Linked DNA regions of Homo sapiens: all the other regions are linked to region 1. The links are chromatin loops, found by intact Hi-C in ENCODE. Cell type or tissue: HCT116. All regions are shown on one strand. Each heading gives the region's core, and the rest is flanking DNA. Links, peaks and the distances in the headings are about the cores only.

Region 1 (5,068 bases), core at 1,500-3,999:
CCAGACATGAGACCCAGCAGGCTTTGATGCAGCAAAATGGAGGTTGCAAAGCCCTCGTGTGAACTCTCAGGAAAGCTCTGGACATTGGCCTACAAAGCTGAGGATGAAACCCTGCTCTCCAGGTCTTGGGCCCTCTCTGCTGGCTGCATTCTGGCCCGCAGGAAGGAGCCCAGCCCATGTGTGGGTCCACCTCCAACACCACAACTCTACCCAACAATTCCTTCATCTGAAAACATTCACAGAGGCTCCCACTGAGTCCTACCGGGCTCCAGAAACACAGAGATGAACAGAATGTGGTCCCTGCCACAAGGCTCAGGGTTTGGTTTGGGAGACAGGTTTGTGCTGTGAGGTCCCCTTAGACTTGGAGTCAGCTGTGATGTCTGGTGCCTGAGACCAAGATGGCGCCAGTCCCACGCATTCTTCTGTGAGCCAGTCCAACTCTCACCCCCACACTCTGGGCTCCTGACCATACTGGGCTCCAATCCAGCCATCTCCTGGGATGTCCCTTACTTCCCCCAACCTCAATCCCACTGTGCTCTAGGTCTACGAGGCCTCTGGCCCTCTGGCACCCAACTCCTGACCTGGTCCTTGGAGTGTGTTTTCCTGGATTGACTAAGAATCATCCCCAGGTTCCTTTGGCTTGATACTGTCCTGGTCACCTTGGGAAGTGTCCCCTGCCCCAGCATCACCTGAGATCCATTCCCGGCTGGGAGCCCTACAGGTCTTCTCAGCCCCTGGGGGATTCACTGCCACCTGGTGGGGAGTGGAGGTGGAAGTGGCCGCACTGGATAAATGTCAACCACAGAGCAGGGACGCTTCTTTCTTTCTCTCTCTCTTTCTATATATATATATATATATATATATATATATATATATATATATATATATACACACACACATACATACATACACACACATATATATACACACACACACATATATATGTGTGTATATATGTGTGTGTATGTATATATATATATATCTGTTTGTGCCCTAATCACTGGCAGTAAATGCACTTTTTTTCTTTTCTTTTTTTGAGACAGGGTCTTGTTCTGTCACCCAGCCTGGAGTGCAGTGGTGCAATCACGGCTCACTGCAACCTCAAACTCCCCAAGTGATACTCCTGCCTCAGCCTCCTGAGCAGCTATGACCACAGGTGCACACCACTATGCCCGGCTAATTTTTTATTTTATTTTTTTAGAGATGGGGTCTCACTATGTTGCCCAGGCTGGTCTCAAACTCCTGAGCTCAAGTGATCCTCCCACCTTGGCCTCCCAAAGTGCTGGGATTACAGTTGTGAGCCACCGCATCTGGCCAAATACACTCTTAGTTTCTGTTTCTCTCTCTCTGTGTCTCTCTCTAGTTCTGCCTTCCTGTGTATCTTTCTATTTTCCACCTCTGTTTTTCTCTGTATATCTCTCTGCCTCTCTGTATATCTCTGTATGTCCTGTATATCTCTCTGCCTCTCTCTGTCTGTCCTCTCACACACAGATACATTCTTCCCTTTCTGTAATTAATCTTGTCCACACCCCCTCTCCCGTTACATGAACTACATACAGTGTCACTGTAATACCAAATCATTACATACTTAAATACCATGAAAGTCTCAGTGCTGCCACAATATTACCAATTCTGTTACAGTCATCATCCTCAGAGCCAACCATGTATCAATCACTGTGCTGGGCACTTTATATGTGCTCACTCCTTTAATCTGCACAACCCCACCAGTAGTCTGACTATTATCCCATTTTGGAGAAGGAGTAAGTAACTGAGGCTCAGAAAGATGGAAAATTTGGCCCAAAGCACACACCTGGTGTTGAGGCCAGGATCCACACCTGAGCAATCTGCCCTCCACCCCTACCCAAATGCAGGCTCTCACTTTCACTTTTCTTTTTTAATTTTTTCGAGACAGAGTCTTGCTCAGTCACCTAGGCTGGAATGCAGTGGTGTGATCTTGGCTCACTTCAACCTCCGCCCCCCAGGTTCAAGCCATTTTCCTGCCTCAACCTTCCAAGTAGCTGGGACTACAGACTTGCACCACCATGCCAGGTTAATTTATGTATTTTTAGTAGAATCAGGGTTTCACCGCGTTGGCCAGGCTGGGGTCGAACTCCTGACCTCATGTGATCCTCCCGCCTCAGCCTCCCAAAGTGCTGGGATTACAAGCATGAGCCACCGAAACCGGCCCTCACTTTCACTTTTCTAGACCTACAATGGAGCATTTATTAGAGGGTTCAGGGTGATGAATGCAGCTCACGCCAACCCCCCTGCATTCCCCACCAGTGGCCCACCCTGGCCCGGGGGCAGAGGAGAGAGTGCCTATTTGAAGGGGCAGAAAGATTCAAATGTGTCTTCCAATCCTCTCCTACCACAGTTTCTGTAACACTCATTCCTTCAACAAGTATTTACAGAGGCCACCTTGATGTCTGTGGTACTAGGGATACAGGGATCACCCAGATAGACCAAGTCCTGCCCTAAGACTCATGCTCTAGGAGGAGGGGCAGGAATAGACGCCCACCCAGATCAATGCACAAGCTCAGTTCAGCGCACAGCAGGTGATGCAGTGCTTATGCAGGCAGGCACTGCATGGCTCTCAGCCCAGCTCTCCCACTCATGCTGTGTGACCTCAGGCATGTTAGTTAACCTCTCTAAGCCTCCTTCTCCTCATCTCTAAAATGGGGATGAGATGCCTGAGTAAAGGACCTGGCACATTGACAAAGAGGTGGGAGCCACTGGGAGGCAGAGGGTGGGCCTGGCTCCCACCTCTATGGCTCAGGGGCAGGGCAGATCAGTGAGCGCTGCCCCATGAGCTGTGGCAGGTGGTCCTCAGAGCCTGGCTACTTCCAGTCGCTGGGCAGACAGGAGTTAGACTCTCCCCACTGAGCCCTTGCTCACTGTGTGTCAGAGACTCCAGGAGCTCAGCCTTTCCCCTACGACAGGGCTTTGGCCTCGGTTTCCCTGCTGGGTTCCCCACCCAACCCACTCCCTGGGGAGCTGGATCCTATGCCTGTGCTGCCCTCTACTGGCCACCAGGAGGAGGGTACCTGCAGCGCACCCACCCTGAGGATCTCCGGCGGCCCCACCCACCCACTCGGCTTCCTCCTGAGGCCACGCCCCCTGAGGCCACGCCCCCTGAGGCCAGCCACTTCCTGGCCACGCCCCTCAAAGTCCAGCTTTCCGGCTGAGTCGGAGCCTGGGCCTAGCAGTCCTGTCCCAACCTCCTTGCGTTTCTCGCGAGACCAGGCCCAGAAATTCCCAGCATCCCTTGCTACACTCACTCCACTAAGTCCCTTAAAAACTGCCAGAAACCAGCAGTTCCTCCAGCGTAGGTTTTATTTCCAATTTTTATTGAACTTATTAAAATTCTTACCTCTTCCCACCTCCCTAAAGCCCAATTTCTACTTGGCCCTGTGCCTGGGGCCAGGCTCATTTGTATGAAAGGCCTGATGGCCTGCAGACTCCCCCAGCCCAGGCTTCTAGCAACATGCAAAGGATGTGGCGGAATTTAAATTACTAATGGCCAGCCGGGAAGGGGAAAATGACAGGGGCCTGCCCCATCTGTCCCACCTCCCGAAGACTCACTGGCTGTTCCCTCCCCAGCTAACAGGTCCTGATCCCCTTCTAGAATCCTCAGACCCTTCTGCAGGCCACTGATTTGCTTCTAACACTCCAACTCATTCATTTAACTGACATTTATTAAGCATCCTCTGTATGCAAAGCATGGGGCCAGCCACAGGGGATATGGCCGTAAATACGGCAAGGCCATTCCTCCAAGGCTAATGAGGAGAGTGACATAAACAGTGACGTGAAATCAATTATTACAAATGCTAAAATAGAAATAGATCCAGCTACCATCTAAAACTGGCACCCCATGGGCTGAATCGAACCTGCAGATGTTGGCAAGAGCTGTAAAAAAAAAAAAAGATGATATTTTGATGCCAACATTTTAAAAATTTGGAGGATTTCCATTAAAATATGGGAGTTTTGGCTTCTCTTGTAAAAAATCAGAAACGCAACACTGGGTCCACATTTCTTCTCGGCAACCCTCAGCTGGAGCTAGGCTGGAGCTGGGGCGTTTCATGAGGGCCTGCAGCTGCCAAGCCCCTCAGTGGTGCCATCGTCTGCCCGTCTGCTGCCCTCTGCCATAGCTCCTGCAATATCCCCAGCTCGCTCACTCATCCACATTCCCTCCCAGGCCACTCAAGGCATCTTGAGTTTCAGCCTCCGAGAAGGGCCTGAAGGAGATAAAAGGTCTGTGTTCCCTGGATTGGGGAAAGGCTTCCAAGGTGAGCTTGGAGATGGGGTTGGAAGGCCAGCATGTGTTCACTAAGAGGCAGAGGGAGGAGGGAAGGAAGGAGGAAGGCAGATGTGAGTGCGACAGCCAGGAGATGGGAGCAGGGCTCGGGGCCTCCCGTCCTCCCAGAGCTGGGGGTCTCCTGCATTGATGGGGCTCCTCACTGAGGATGGGCTCAGCTCTCCTCTGATCTTCTAGGACCTTCCTTGGACGGGTAAGAAAAAGGCTACAGGTGAGTGGAAGTTATGGAGGTGGAGAGAACAGAAGAAGGAGGGCCTTCAAGGCTCCGGGAATTGCAGAGGGGTTTTGAGGAGAGTCAGTGGCCTTCCCTCTCATAGGATTAACACTTTGATGATGGGCTGGTATATAGCAGGTGCTCAGTAAATGTCGGCCCATTTGCTGCTGTTTGCTCCCTGTGTCTCTCTTGTTCCTCCTTTTTCTCTCACTTCCTTCTTCCTCCCTCCATCTTTCTCTGCTTCTCTCTCTCTGTCTCCCTCCATCTCTCTCTCTCCTTCTCTCTCTCTCTGTCTCTGTCTCCATCCATCTCTCTCTCCTCTCTCTCTGTCTCCCTTCATCTCTCTCTCCTCTCTGTCTCCCTCACTCCCTCTCCTTCTCTCTGTCTCTGTCTCCATCTCTCTCTCCTCTCTGCGTCTCCATCTCTCTCTCCTCTCTGTCTTCCTCCATCTCTCTCTCTCTCCTTCTCTCTCTGTCTCTGTCTCCCTCCATTTCTCTCTCCTTCTCTCTCTGTCTCTGTCTCCCTCCATCTCTCTCTCC
Region 2 (2,500 bases), core at 1-2,500, 350 kb before region 1:
CCTTAAGAGGCTAATTGGCTAGGAAAAGATACACAGGACAGCTCTCAAAATAAACACGGGTGGAAGGCAAGAAACGGTACTAGTAAACTCATGACTCAGTGGGCAAAAAAGAGAAAAAGCCTCATAGTCTTCAAAGCTTCTGATCTTGGCTGGGAGCAGTGGCTCATGCCTGTAATCCCAGCACTTTGGGAGGCCGAGGTGGGCAGATCATTTGAGGTCAGGAGTTTGAGACCAGCCTGGGCAACAGAGCAAGACTTCATTTCCATAACAAATACAAAAAATTAGCTATAGGCGTTGGAGGTGTGCATCTGTAGTCCCAGCTACTCGGAAGGCTGAAGCAGGAGGATTGCTTGAGCCCAGGAGTTTGAGGTTGCAGTGAGCTATGATCACACCACTGCACTCCAGCCTGGGCAAGAGTGAGACTCTGTTTCAAACAAAACAAAACACAACAAAAAAAAAAAACAAAAAAAACCCTTCTTCTCCCCACCAAGTTGGTTCACCGTCCTCACCTCTCTACTAGTGGAGCAACTGACATCCATTCCATCACAGCCTCCAACAAATGGCACAACTACCTCCTGAATAAACGTTTGGAGGGAAGGTAGGGATGAACTTGGGCTCCAGAGCCAGGCAGAGAAGTGTTTCCATCTCAAGTTCCATAGCTCCCCATGTCTGTGACTTTGGGGAAATTACCAAGTATGACTCTTTGTTTTCCGATCTGCAAAATGGGATGACAGTGTTCTCTGTCTCACGGGGTTAATGTTAGCATGGCTGAGACAGCATCTGTACAGAGGCTGGCATGGAGCAATCCCTCAACATGACCACCCAGCACTTGCTGGGAGCCAGGCACCATGCCAAGGGCGGTACATGAATTAACCCATAAAATCCCACAACCCCAAGGCAGGCAGGCCCCTGTAAGCTCCATTTCACAGATGCGGAAGCTAAGGCACTTGCTCAAAGTGATGGCGCTATGTAGTGGCAGAGCTAGGATGTCAGTGAGCCCAGGCTGCCAGCCTGCAGTGGATGCACTTGGCCAGTAGGGGAGTTATTCTGAACAGTACCACCAGCACCTAGCACAGGGGAGAGGCATTACAAACATCAGTGGCATTCAAGGTGGCGGGCCCCCCCTTATTGTGAGATAAGCCCCAAAGCTGCCCTCTGGTCACGATGGCTTGACTCCTAGAGACTCGTGCGAAGGCGCCCCCCTGCTCTGGTTCTCAGCATGAGGCTCAGTTGTTGGCCATGGAGGCTGAGGGCGATGCCAGAGGACTATGAGCTGTTCTGTGCAACAGAACAATAGGCATCATCAGCCCCAGGACCCACAAGGCACCCATGACCCAGAGTGGGTGCTGTGGGTGGGCCACAGCTGAAACTGGGCCCAGCGTGAGGCGGCTGTGCTTCCAGGCCTGGAGTGACTCTCCGGATATTTTGGCCATGGGATCTGCGGCTCTGCCTGCCCCACAGGGCATAGCTGATTTATCTGCTGTGAATCCCAACTGCTCTGACTCTCTTCTGTATCCGCCCGGCAAATAAGCCCTGTTTTATTTACCCAAGCTGTGTCTGGCTCTGCTCTTTCACAACATGCCAATCACAGACACATTTTCCTTTCCCCATGCCATCACATATATACATATATATTTTTCTTTTGAGACAAAGTCTCGCTTTGTCGTCCAGCCTGGAGTGTAGCAGCACAATCACTGCAGCCTCGAACTCCAGGGCTCACACGGTCCTCCCACCTCACCTCCGAGTAGCTGGGACTACAGACATACACCACCATGCTCGGATCTTTTTTTTATTTGTTGTAGAGACGGGATCTTGCTATGTCACCTAGGCTGGTCTAGAACTTCTGGCCTCAAGTGACATTCTTACCCTGGCCTCCCAAAGTAGAGGGTTATAGTCATGGGTCACCGAGCTAAGCCTGGTGCACATCTTTCCTTTGGAAAACCTTGTGCTGGAGAGGCAGCCCAGCACTGTGGTAGGGAAGCCAGACTCTCTGCCACAGAGCTGGCTGTGAGCCCTGCTGCTGTGTCGGGTGGGCCTGGACAAGGTGGCTGACCTCCCTCAGCCTCAAGTGTCTTGCCTGAAAACTAGGGCTGGTGACAGTGTTTAGCCTTGTGGGGAGAACGGTAAGAGATTAGGCAGGTAAACGACGGAACAGTGTAGTGTGTGCCTTGTGATTCCAAGGGACCATCTGGAAGGAGTTCCACCAGCCCTGTGTGCCTTTCCCACAGTTCTAGAGTTTTACCAGGCTCAGAATTTCAGTTTTTATTATTAAAATCCCTCTGGCTCCTATTTGCCTTTTTGAAGGTGCCTGTTCCAGACTACAAGTCAGCTAAAGCCAAAAGCCACAGGGGCAGAGCAAGACCCGAATAAGCGCACGTCATCCAGGGTGAGCGAGGCCTACTGCCCCATTTAAGCTGCCACCTCAGTGACCAGCAATTCCCCTGGGAGGAACTGGGGACTTGGCTAATGGCAACCCCTGGTCCCTGGACACAGGGCTTTC
Region 3 (5,068 bases), core at 1,225-3,724, 230 kb before region 1:
AAGTAGGAAGAACCGGCCATGCAGGGCCTAGAAGACCACAGGAGGAAGTTTGGATTTCAATCTAAATGTGAGAATTTCCAAGAGGGTTGAAACAGTAGAGCGCCACGTTTGGGTTCATATTTTGGGTTCATGTGTGCAGAAAGGACCGCCCATGGGAGCAAGGGGCTACAGGAGGACCAGGAAGCCTTTGAAGCAGGGCTACGTCTCTCTCCACCAACCTTCCCCAGCCCCCGTCCTTGCACTTCTGTTCCCTGTCCCTGAGCTGCCGCCAACTCGTAGCTTCAGTGTTCCCCTGATCCATCGTGCCTTCTCCACACACGGTTTTACACTCCCTCCATATTTGTTAGTTGAAAGTTTCCAAGACAGAGACAGTCTGAATCTCTCAGCTCATCCCTTTCTCAGGGCATGGCCTGGGCTGCTGCTGCTTAGCCTGGATGAGGCACCCCCTCCTACCTCCATCGGCTATGACTAGAGCCCCTCAGAGACCAGTTCATTTGGTGCAAACCCTGCCTGCCCTGGCCACATGAGCAGGAACCATGAGTCCTATAGCTTCTTGTCAAGAAGGCTGGAGGTAGCAGAGTGAATAGACTGGGGGTGCCAGCTATACCATTATTACCGTCATGAGGAAGACAGGCTGGATTGGTTTGCTCTGGCTCCAAGAAGTGGAGTTAAGTCCAAAGTTTCTCCATGGTAGACAGTCCATGGAGACAGAGTCTTGGGTCCATGGGATGGAGAGGAAGACAATCTTTCTATCCTAACCCTTTTGGATGGGCTCCTGCCATGCTTAGGGGCAGCCAAGGTAGGCAGAGTGGTCAAGGCAGCCAAGTCCCCAGTGGCCAGTGGCCAGTTCTCAAAAGCTGCTCCACCAAGAGAGGGACCACAGTCCTCTCCCGGTCTTGGGGTTTCACTTGTAGGGCCATGCCAACCAGGAGGTATCAGTGGGGCCACACGGTCGCCTTGTGTATTCACATTGGTCAGCAGGGGACACCGTGGTGGGATGCAGTGGTCCCAGTGCACAGTGAGCACCTGCAGTCCCAGCCTTATTCACAGTCCACACAGCCCCCTTGCCTCCCCATTCACCCTCTGTACTCTCCTCCTGGCTGTCTTGCTGGATTTTTTTTTTTTTTTTTTTTTGAGACAGGTTCTTGCTATGTAGCCCACACTGGTCTTGAACTCCCGGGCTCATGCGATCCACCCACCTTGGCCTCCTAAAGTGCTGGGATTAACAGACGTGAGCCACTGCGCCCAGCCCTGAAACTCTCTTGAATCACACACCCTGTTTCTACTGACCAAGCCCAATCCATTCACCGCCTCCAGGAGAACAGGTTTCTCTTCTTACGGTCTCACCCAACAATAAGAAAGCACATTTGGGTAGAGCTGCCCTGACAGGAGGGGCTGCGTCAGGTACACTGGCCTCCAGATCCCTTGACCAGAAGGTCACAGAGTCATCCCAACTCTGGCTCCTGGCCAAGAAGCCGATGACTTCCACCTGTAAAACCCTTCCCAAGCCCCTCAGATTCCTGGGGGTTTGGGGAGGATCATGGCGATGGCTGTGTTGGGCTCCCGAGCTGCCACCTTCCCTGTGGAATGGGCTGGTGGTGATGTATGGCCTCTTGTTCATACTGTCCTTTTCCCCCCACCACTTCTGGGCCTTAGATCTTTATGCTGCTATCTGTGGATTAAGATTTATGGCTTCCTCAGCCTTGTAATACTTGGGTGGACAGCGGCCTAATCAACAGAGCCGTCGTTTACCAAAATGCTGTCAGATTTGATGAACGTCATCGGCTCTTAGCATTAAATTGCTAGTGAAGGGATTGGCCTTCCAGCAATTTACTGTGGGGTGGGCGTTCCTTAAAGGTCTCTAAAGCAAGTTCATTGCAATTATTAAAGCAGAGGCTTTGCTCTCACTCAGCCACCATATCCTGTGTCCTGTTGTGGCCTGTGCAGCTTCAGCACCTTCAGAAAATCTCACAAGTAAAAATGGGAAGTGTTGGGGGCCCTGTCTCTTGTTATCTTCCTTCTGAGTTCTGAAACCCTTGCAGTGAGGACGACAAATGAAACAAGCCGTAAAGCATTGGCCTTTCCAGTGACCTTGCACAACACAGACTGTCAGAGTGGGGAGCACTGCTATTTCTAAGAGATCAGACAAATCAGGGATGAACACATCAAGTCAGCCGGACCTCCCAACCCTAGACCTACCTTTGTCAGTGTTTTAGAGCTCTCGTACCTCTAGAGGGAGCCATTTGCATACTGCACAACCCACACAACCATATGGGGCAGCCCCCAGCCTTGCTCTTTTTTTCTACTTGACAATAAGCTTTAATGCACACCTTTTAAAACAGTTTGCGAAGAGGGGTGGCAGATATGAACAAATAACTCTAGGCATGAACTGGGCTGAGTGTGGGCCAGGTATGAAATAAGCTGGCCTTGGGTTGCAAAAAGGAACATGGATTTGGGGATGTCACTGCTTTTAAATCCTCCTCCCCCATATGATTGATACTGCAAGGGTCTACCCAGGTCTGGGTGCTGCAAGTAGGCAAGAAAGAGCAGCCGCTTTGAAACACCCACTCAGGTACAGCAGCGTGCCAAGCGGGGAGCTAGCCAGGTGCACAGTCATCATCCCTTGCAAGGGCGTGGAGGTGGGAGGCAGGGAGCCATGCACGGCCTGGGGGGCTGGGTTGGAACCTGCCAGCCTGGGCTGCTCACTGGAGGTGAGCCTTCCGTGTGGGCAGGGCTGCTTTCAATCTCCTCCCAGTGGTGGCAGAGGAGCCTCCCTGGGGCTGGGGGCGGGAGAGCAGGCCAGATGGAGGGACTATTTATTCCCCTCTCCAGCACCCACTCAACATTAGAAACTCTTTCTGGACCACATTAATTTTGTCACATGTTGCTTCATAAACACATTCTCCCATTATGTGTGCTGTGTGACCTCCTTGAGGGCAGGGCATTGGTTTTTAATTTTTTTTTTTTTTTTTTGTATCTTCCTGTGTTTTCAGAACCTTGTATGCAGTCGGCGCTCAGTAAAAGCTTGCTGATTCAGTGCCTTAATGCCGACTGCAAACCTGGGTCCTGACACCTCTGCGAGGTGAGCAGTAGTGCTAAAGGGAAGACGGGAAAACCACAGACGAGAGAGAGGCCGGGCGCGGAGGCTCACGCATGTAATCCCAGCACTTTGGGGGGCCGAGATGGGTGGATCACCTGAGGTCAGGAGTTCGATACCAGCCTGGCTAACGTGCTGAAACCCTGTCTCTACTAAAAATACAAAAACATTAGCCGGACATGGTGGTGAATGTCTGTAATCCCAGCTACTCGGGAGGCCGAGGCAGGAGAATTGCCTGAACGCGGGAGGCAGAGGTTGCAGTGAGCTGAGATCGCGCCATTGCACTCCAGCCTGGGCGACAGAGTGAGGCTCTGTCTCAAAAAAAAAAAAAAGGAGAGAGAGAGACCTGGGCTTTCCTTGAACATTAGAGCTCTCTTTCATGCTTTCAGTTCAAATCCAAGGCTAGCAGAATTGTTCATCCCGATTCTTGGTTATCTTAAGTTCAGGCACGTTTGGGTCCAGGAGCTCAAACGATATAATGACCTATTCTTCATCTCTCAACCCCCCCTGTGCCCCATGTGGTACCAAGACAAGCCACCAGCAGCTGCCCACTTAGGTTCCGCCACCCTGCTACCACATCTCTTCCATGCCCCAGAACCAGTCACCCAATCACTGGGGGGACAGGGGAATCGCATGCTCTGATTGGCTAGGCCTGGGTCACGTGCTTCCACCCCTTGGGAGGACTCAGTGCCATGTGAACCTCTTAGGGCCCGGGCAGGAAGTGGGGAGCAAGACACCATCTCAAAAAGCGAAAACAGGGTGCTTTTACCAAACACAGGGGAGTATGTGCTGGACAGGCAGAAGCAACGGCTTCCACCACAAAGCCTTGTCGATCTCCTGATCTTATGCTATTGGAAATTGAATGTGCGTGCGTGTAAATGACCTGGGATACTGCTCAGGTTTACATTCTGATTCCCAAGGCAAAGGAGGGGCCTGGAATTCTGCATTTCTCACAAATTCCCAGGAGATACCAATGCTGCTGGTCCGTGGACCACACTTAGAGTAGCAGGGCCCTAGTCCAGGCCCCCTTTTTCTGGACAAAGGACTAGAAACCCATGGGGAGGCCAGGCCGCACCCTAGGCCCTGGCCGGTGCTGGTGAGTCAGGCAGCTCCTCAGGCCTGGGCCCCGTGCCCCGTGGTCCCTCCTCCTTGCCCCTTCTCGAGCCATCTCTTCCCCGGCTAGAAGGCCTCCTGGTATTTGGATGTAAATTGAGTAGTTTCTGGGGAGGAGGGAGGAGCATGCTCTCCTGGGAGGTATGGTAGAAAATTGCGGCACTATTCACAATAGCAAAGACTTGGGACCAACACAGATGTCCAACAATGATAGATTGGATTAACAAAATGTGGCACATATACACCATGGAATACTATGCAGCCATAAAAAATGATGAGTTCATGTCCTTTGTAGGGACATGGATGAAGCTGGAAACTATATGTCCTTTGTAGGGACATGGATGAATGCTGGAATCATTCTCAGCAAACTATCGCAAGAACAAAAAACCAAACACCGCATGTTCTCACTCATAGGTGGGAATTGAACAATGAGAACACATGGACACAGGAAGGGGAACATCACACACCAGAGCCTGTTGTGGGGGGCCTGCTGTGGGGCCTAAAACTTAAAGTATAATAAAAAGAAAAATTCAAATCAATGATGAACTTCAAAGCCGTTACAGCTTCATCCCAGTCGAGGTAGGAAGACCTCCAGGAATCTCCGGGCCTGGAAACCCCCGGTTTTGGTTATATGTTCCGGGTAGTGCTTTCCCTCCACAGCCCTAGCGCCGAGGGTAACACATGTGCTAAGACCGAGTTGATAGGGCCTGGGAGGAAGCTGCGCCATATGTGGAGCTGGAACCCAGGGCAACATGGGACACCAGGGAAGTTCTCTAATCCCAGTCCAAAGGCCTCTATAGCCCAGGCTGGACACATTGTTTTTTAATTTTTAAAAAATTTTTTTTTTTTTTTTTTTGT
Region 4 (5,068 bases), core at 1,513-4,012, 260 kb before region 1:
TGATTACAGGCGCCCACCACCACACCCGGCTAATTTTTGTATTTTCAGTAGAAACAGGGTTTCGCCATTTTGGCCAGGCTGGTATTGAACTCCTGGGCTCAAAGTGATCCTCTCATCTCTGCCTCCCAAAGTGCTGGGATTACAGGCATGAGCCACGGCACCCAGCTGATGCCAGGGCTTTTCAAGGATAGTTTGGTGAGCAAGGAGCTAGGGTCTGGGTGCCCTTGATTGGTTGGAAGGTGCAATCACAGGGGTGTGGCTTGGGCCATCTGGTTGTCAGAAATGCAAAAGCCTGAAAAGACATCTCAGAAGGCCAATCAGGATCCACAATCATGATCTGCCTTGGGGCAGAGTACTTGGGGAAGTTGCAAATCTAGTGACCTCTGGAATGATGGCTGGCAATCATTGAACTATGCCTAGATTTTAGCAGAACTCAGGCCCCTTTCATCCTCCTAACCTGGTGGCCTTTCATTGGCTTTACAAAGGTAATTTAGTTTGGGGAAGGGCTATTATTATTTAAACGATAAACTAAATTTTCTCAAAGTTAGCTTGGCACACGCCCAGGAATGACCAAGGGCATTTTGGAGGTGAAAGGCAAGATAGAATTGGTTATATTCAGAATTTTCTCTCTAGTATAATTCTTACAAAGGTGATTTTACCCTCAGGGTACACCTCCCCAGAGAGGCCCTCTCGGAGCCCTGAGCCCCACCACCCCCAACTGCAGTGAAGGGAAGAGGGAGCCCCTCCCCTTCCTCCTGCATTCTTCTGCCCCTTCCTACTTTCTTCTTTTTTAGAGATGGCATCTCACTATGACGTTGCCCAGGTTGGTCTCCAACTTTTGGGCTCAAGTGATCTTCCCACCTTGGTCTCCCAAAGTTCTGAGATTTACAGCACTTCCCACTTCCTTTTTTTTTTTTTTTTTGAGATAGAGTGTCCCTCTGTCGCCTAGGCTGGAGTGCAATGGCACGATCTCTGCTCACTGCAACCTCTGCCTCCCAGGTTCAAGCAATTCTCCTGCCTCAGCCTCCCGAGTAGCTGGGATTATAGGCACGTGCCACCATGGCTGGCTAATTTTTGTATTTTTAGTAGAGACTGGGTTTCACAACATTGGCCAGGCTGATCTCGAACTCCTGACCTCAGGCGATCCACCTGCCTCGGCCTTCCAAAGTTTTGGGAATACAAGTGTGAGCCACTGTGCCTGGCCGCCCTTCCCACTTTCTATTCTCCATAGCACTTATTGTCAGGTGACATACAATATATTTTAATTTAAAAAACTGATTGATTGAAACAGGGTCTCACTCTGTCACCCAGGCTGGAGTAGAGTGGTGCAGTCACAGCTCATTGCAGCCTCAATCTCCTGGGCTCAAGCGATCCTCTCGCCTCAGCCTCCCAAGTAGCTGGGACTACAGGCACATGCCATCATGCCTAGCTACTTTTAAAAATTTTTAGTAGAGATAGAGTCTCACTGTGTTACCCAGGCTAGTTTGAATTGCTGGACTCAAGCGATCCTCCCAACTCAGCCTGTGAAGTAGCTTGGACCACAGGCACACACCACCACGCCCAGCTACTTTAAAAAATTTTTAGTACAGACAGAGTCTCACTGTGTTGTCCAGGCTGGTCTTGAGCTCCTGGGCACAAGTGATCCTCCTGCCTCAGCCTCCCAAAGTGCTGGAATTACACTTGTGAGTCACCGCACTCGACTGTCTTACTTTTTGGAAATCATCTGTCTTCCTTTCGCTAGAATGTGAACTCTGTGGTAGTAGAGACTTTGCTGGGCTCACTGTTGTATCTCCAGAGACTAGTTCAGGGCCCAGCCAGAGGAAGTGTTCAGCCAATACTGAAGAAATGCATCATTGTGTGAAATAAAGTCAACACCACCCACCTCCTAGGGTTGTGTGAATGTGGAAGTTCTGACTCTGTGTTTCCCAGTGTGTGTTTTGCCTACCTCTGCCACCTTGTAGGTGGCAAGTAAACATTTTCTCTTTTAGTAGGTCTGTATTTATGTCTATGGTTACCTTCTGGCAAGCAATAATTATTTTCCATTTATGGCATTAATATAAACCTTCCTTTTTAAAGTAAACTCATTCAAGTTTTGTTGTTGTTGTTTGGTTTTTGAGATGGAGTCTCGTTCTGTTGTGCAGGCTGGAGTGCAGTGGCGTGATCTCGGCTCACTGCAACCTCTGCCTCCCAGGTTCAAGCAATTCTCCTGCCTCAGCCTCCTGAGTAGCTGGGATTACAGGCATGTGCCACCATGCCCAGCTAATTTTTTATATTTTTTTTAGTGGAGATGGGGTTTCACCATGTTGGCCAGGCTGGTCTCGAACTCCTGACCTCAAGTGATCCACCCACCTTGGCCTCCCAAAGTGCTGGGATTACAGGCGTGGGCCACCACACCCGACCTCAAGATTTTTTAAGTCTTCTATCTTTGTGAGTCTGAAAGATAATTGATAAATAACACCTTGCAATTTTAGAAGAAAATTTTTCTGAGAATAAAAAGAAATGCTCGTTATTTTCCACTGGACATGGATTGAAAATGATGTTTTAGATAGCTATGTAAGAAAAACATTTTTATAAAAATACACCGTAACTGTGTCCTGGGGTCCTAGATTCTGGATCTGCCTTGGCAGTCTATAAAACCTGAGACTGAATAGAAAATCTCAAGGTATGTATTGGTAGCAATAAAGAATGGTACATAGCAGGTAGGGTAGTAATAAATGTAACTCTAAGGTATTCGAAAAATAGCCCAAACGCTCCCTTTGATTATCCATCTGGCATGCGCGTAGGATGTAATATTTTGTTAGGACACCTATCCTAGGGCGTGAGAAACTCAAATGTTTGCTGCAGTGTTTTGTGCTGTTTCATTCTACCTCTAGGGGGCAGTATCAACCGTTGCTTTAGGTCTTTGTTGCTTGGCTTCTGCTGGTGTGATGGGTGCATTGACTGCAGAGTATATTTCTGTTTTCGAGGATGGGAATATAACTGATGTGTTAGCAAATGCAGTCAAAAGCAGGCTCAGGTCAGGTGCGGTGGCTCAGGCCTGTAATCCCAGCACTTTGGGAGGCCAAGGAGGGTGGATCACTTGAGTTCAGGAGTTCGAGACTAGCCTGGCCAACATGACAAAACCCTGTCTCTATTAAAAATACAAAAATTAGCTGGGCGTGGTGGCAGACGCCTGTAGTCCCAGCTACTGGGGAGGCTGAGGCAGGAGGATTGCTTGAACCTGGGAGGTGGAGGTTGCAGTGAACTGAGATCGTGCCACTGCACTCCAGCCTGGGCAACAGTGCGAGACTCTGTCTCAAAAAAAAAGAGAAAAAGAAGCAGGCTCAGATACTTTCTCATTTAACTCATGTGCACTGAGGACGGGCTCCACAGCGCTGGGACACACAGACTCACTGGGAGAATAGAGGAACTGGCACTTGGGGTGGGTTTTGAAGGAAGGCTGTGACTTTTGTACTGTAAGATACATTTGGATCATCTCTTCTTGTGGGCTTAGGGCCATTGGAGCATTCATCAAGGTATATTTAGTCCTCTATGAAATGCTTCTCTGAGCCCTTAGACATGGCAGGAACTTTGGATTCAGACACCGTCTAGTATTTGTTCTACCACTGTACCACCCAGTACCCACTCGGGTATAAATCTCTCTCATACACACACACACACACACACAGACACACACACACATACACACACACACATACACACACACTTCAAACTGGCCCAAGGAAAGAAAGGGATGTATTTGCTCAAGTGAGTAAAACGTTAGTGCTGGCTTCGGGCATGGCTGGATATGGTGGATTAACCACCATTAAAGGATCTAGTTGCTATTTGGCCTGTCTCTCATTGTCTTCCATTCTGCTGTCTCTATGTTTGTGTCATCAGTCTTGGACAGATTTTTCTAACTTTTTTTTTTTTTGGTAGAAGTGGGATCTCACTATGTTGCCCAGGCTGGTCTCGATCTCCTGGGCTCAAGCGATCCTCCCACCTCAGCCTCCGGAAGTGCTGGGATTATAGGCATGAGCCATCGTGCCTGGCATCTTGGGCAGATTTTTCCATGGAACATTTAAGGTTGCTCATAATTGTGAACCTAAAAAGTTGGTAAAATGACTCCTTCCTTTGTGTGTGAAGAAATGACGTCTTCCTCCCTTCCCTAGTAGCCCTGGCTCATATCACTAGTAATTGTAGAGGAGGAGAGATAAGGACTTTTCCAGGAGGGTCCTTGGGAGGCATAGCTTGGGAAGCACACCTATCCCTGAACCATCACATGGCCGGGGAGATGGAATGCACTGGCCGGGCCTGCAGTACGTGCTTTCCCTTGCAGTGTTGGGAGTGTTATTTCCACCCACGCCACGTGGACTGAGAGTGGACGAAAGGTGGTTTTCCTAGAGGAAAATCAAGGTGTTATACCCAGAACAGGAATGGATGCTGGCGCCACATAAACAAGGTTGTCTGCTATCTCCACTTAGAGGCTCTGAGACCTTCAGACAATTTGCTTCAGCTTTCAAGGCCTCCATTTCCTCCTCTGTAAAATGGGCACAAGGATCTTAGAGCATAGGATTGCTGCGTGCGTTAAATAAGCACCCACAGACAGCACTGATAAACAGCAGTAAAGGATGCCTGAAAAGCTGGACCCCAGTAACTTCAAGCATTAGCTTGTCACCCATAACTCATCCCTTAGTTAGGGTGTGCAGCCTATAGGGAGGCAGCGGGGAATCAAGTGACTTGGGGGTGTGGAAGAGCTCTGTGACCCTAGACAGTCAGTGTCTTTTTTTTTTTTTTTTTTTTTGAGATGGAACCTCACTCTGTCACCCAGGCTGGAGTGCAGTGGCACAATCTCAGCTCACCACAACCTCCGTCTCCCAGGTTCAAGCCATTCTCCTGCCTCAGCCTCCTGAATAGATGGGATTACAGTCCTGCATGGCGCTAACCATCATGTCCGGCTAATTTTTATATTTTCAATAGAGATAGGGTTTCACCATGTTGGCCAGACTGGCCTCGAACTCCTGGCCTCAAGTGGTCCACCCGCCTCCCAAAGTGCTGGGATTATAGGCGTGAGCCACCACACCCGGCC

What was found. Peaks named below come from ENCODE experiments on the same cell type or tissue, not always from the same donor. Only the 100,000 strongest peaks of a DNase experiment are listed, where the experiment ranks them.
Region 2: a loop joins it to region 1, with 6 times the contacts of the local background. A loop is called at or near these places in 3 of 110 quality-filtered maps.
Region 3: it touches region 1 in a loop (9-fold over the local background); 32 of 110 quality-filtered maps call a loop at or near these places.
Region 4: a loop joins it to region 1, with 11 times the contacts of the local background. A loop is called at or near these places in 4 of 110 quality-filtered maps.

Annotation. Positions count from the first base shown.
Region 1 is chr16:27,864,685-27,869,752 of GRCh38, forward strand. All of the region lies in intron 3 of GSG1L (GSG1 like), which reads right to left. Among named protein-coding and RNA genes, the nearest start is that of GSG1L, 200 kb to the right of the region's middle. RefSeq lists an enhancer at 2,330-2,831. In HCT116, for the core only: a CTCF peak has its summit at 3,002 (motif pointing left); a DNase peak (open chromatin) is centred at 3,157; H3K27ac peaks cover 482 bases.
Region 2 is chr16:27,515,016-27,517,515 of GRCh38, forward strand. All of the region lies in intron 6 of GTF3C1 (general transcription factor IIIC subunit 1), which reads right to left. Among named protein-coding and RNA genes, the nearest start is that of GTF3C1, 34 kb to the right of the region's middle. In HCT116, for the core only: a CTCF peak has its summit at 1,008; a DNase peak (open chromatin) is centred at 986.
Region 3 is chr16:27,637,723-27,642,790 of GRCh38, forward strand. All of the region lies in intron 5 of KATNIP (katanin interacting protein), which reads left to right. Among named protein-coding and RNA genes, the nearest start is that of KATNIP, 90 kb to the left of the region's middle. RefSeq lists an enhancer at 3,398-4,039. In HCT116, for the core only: a CTCF peak has its summit at 2,247 (motif pointing right); a DNase peak (open chromatin) is centred at 2,239.
Region 4 is chr16:27,602,833-27,607,900 of GRCh38, forward strand. All of the region lies in intron 2 of KATNIP (katanin interacting protein), which reads left to right. Among named protein-coding and RNA genes, the nearest start is that of KATNIP, 55 kb to the left of the region's middle. In HCT116, for the core only: a CTCF peak has its summit at 2,850 (motif pointing right); a DNase peak (open chromatin) is centred at 2,879.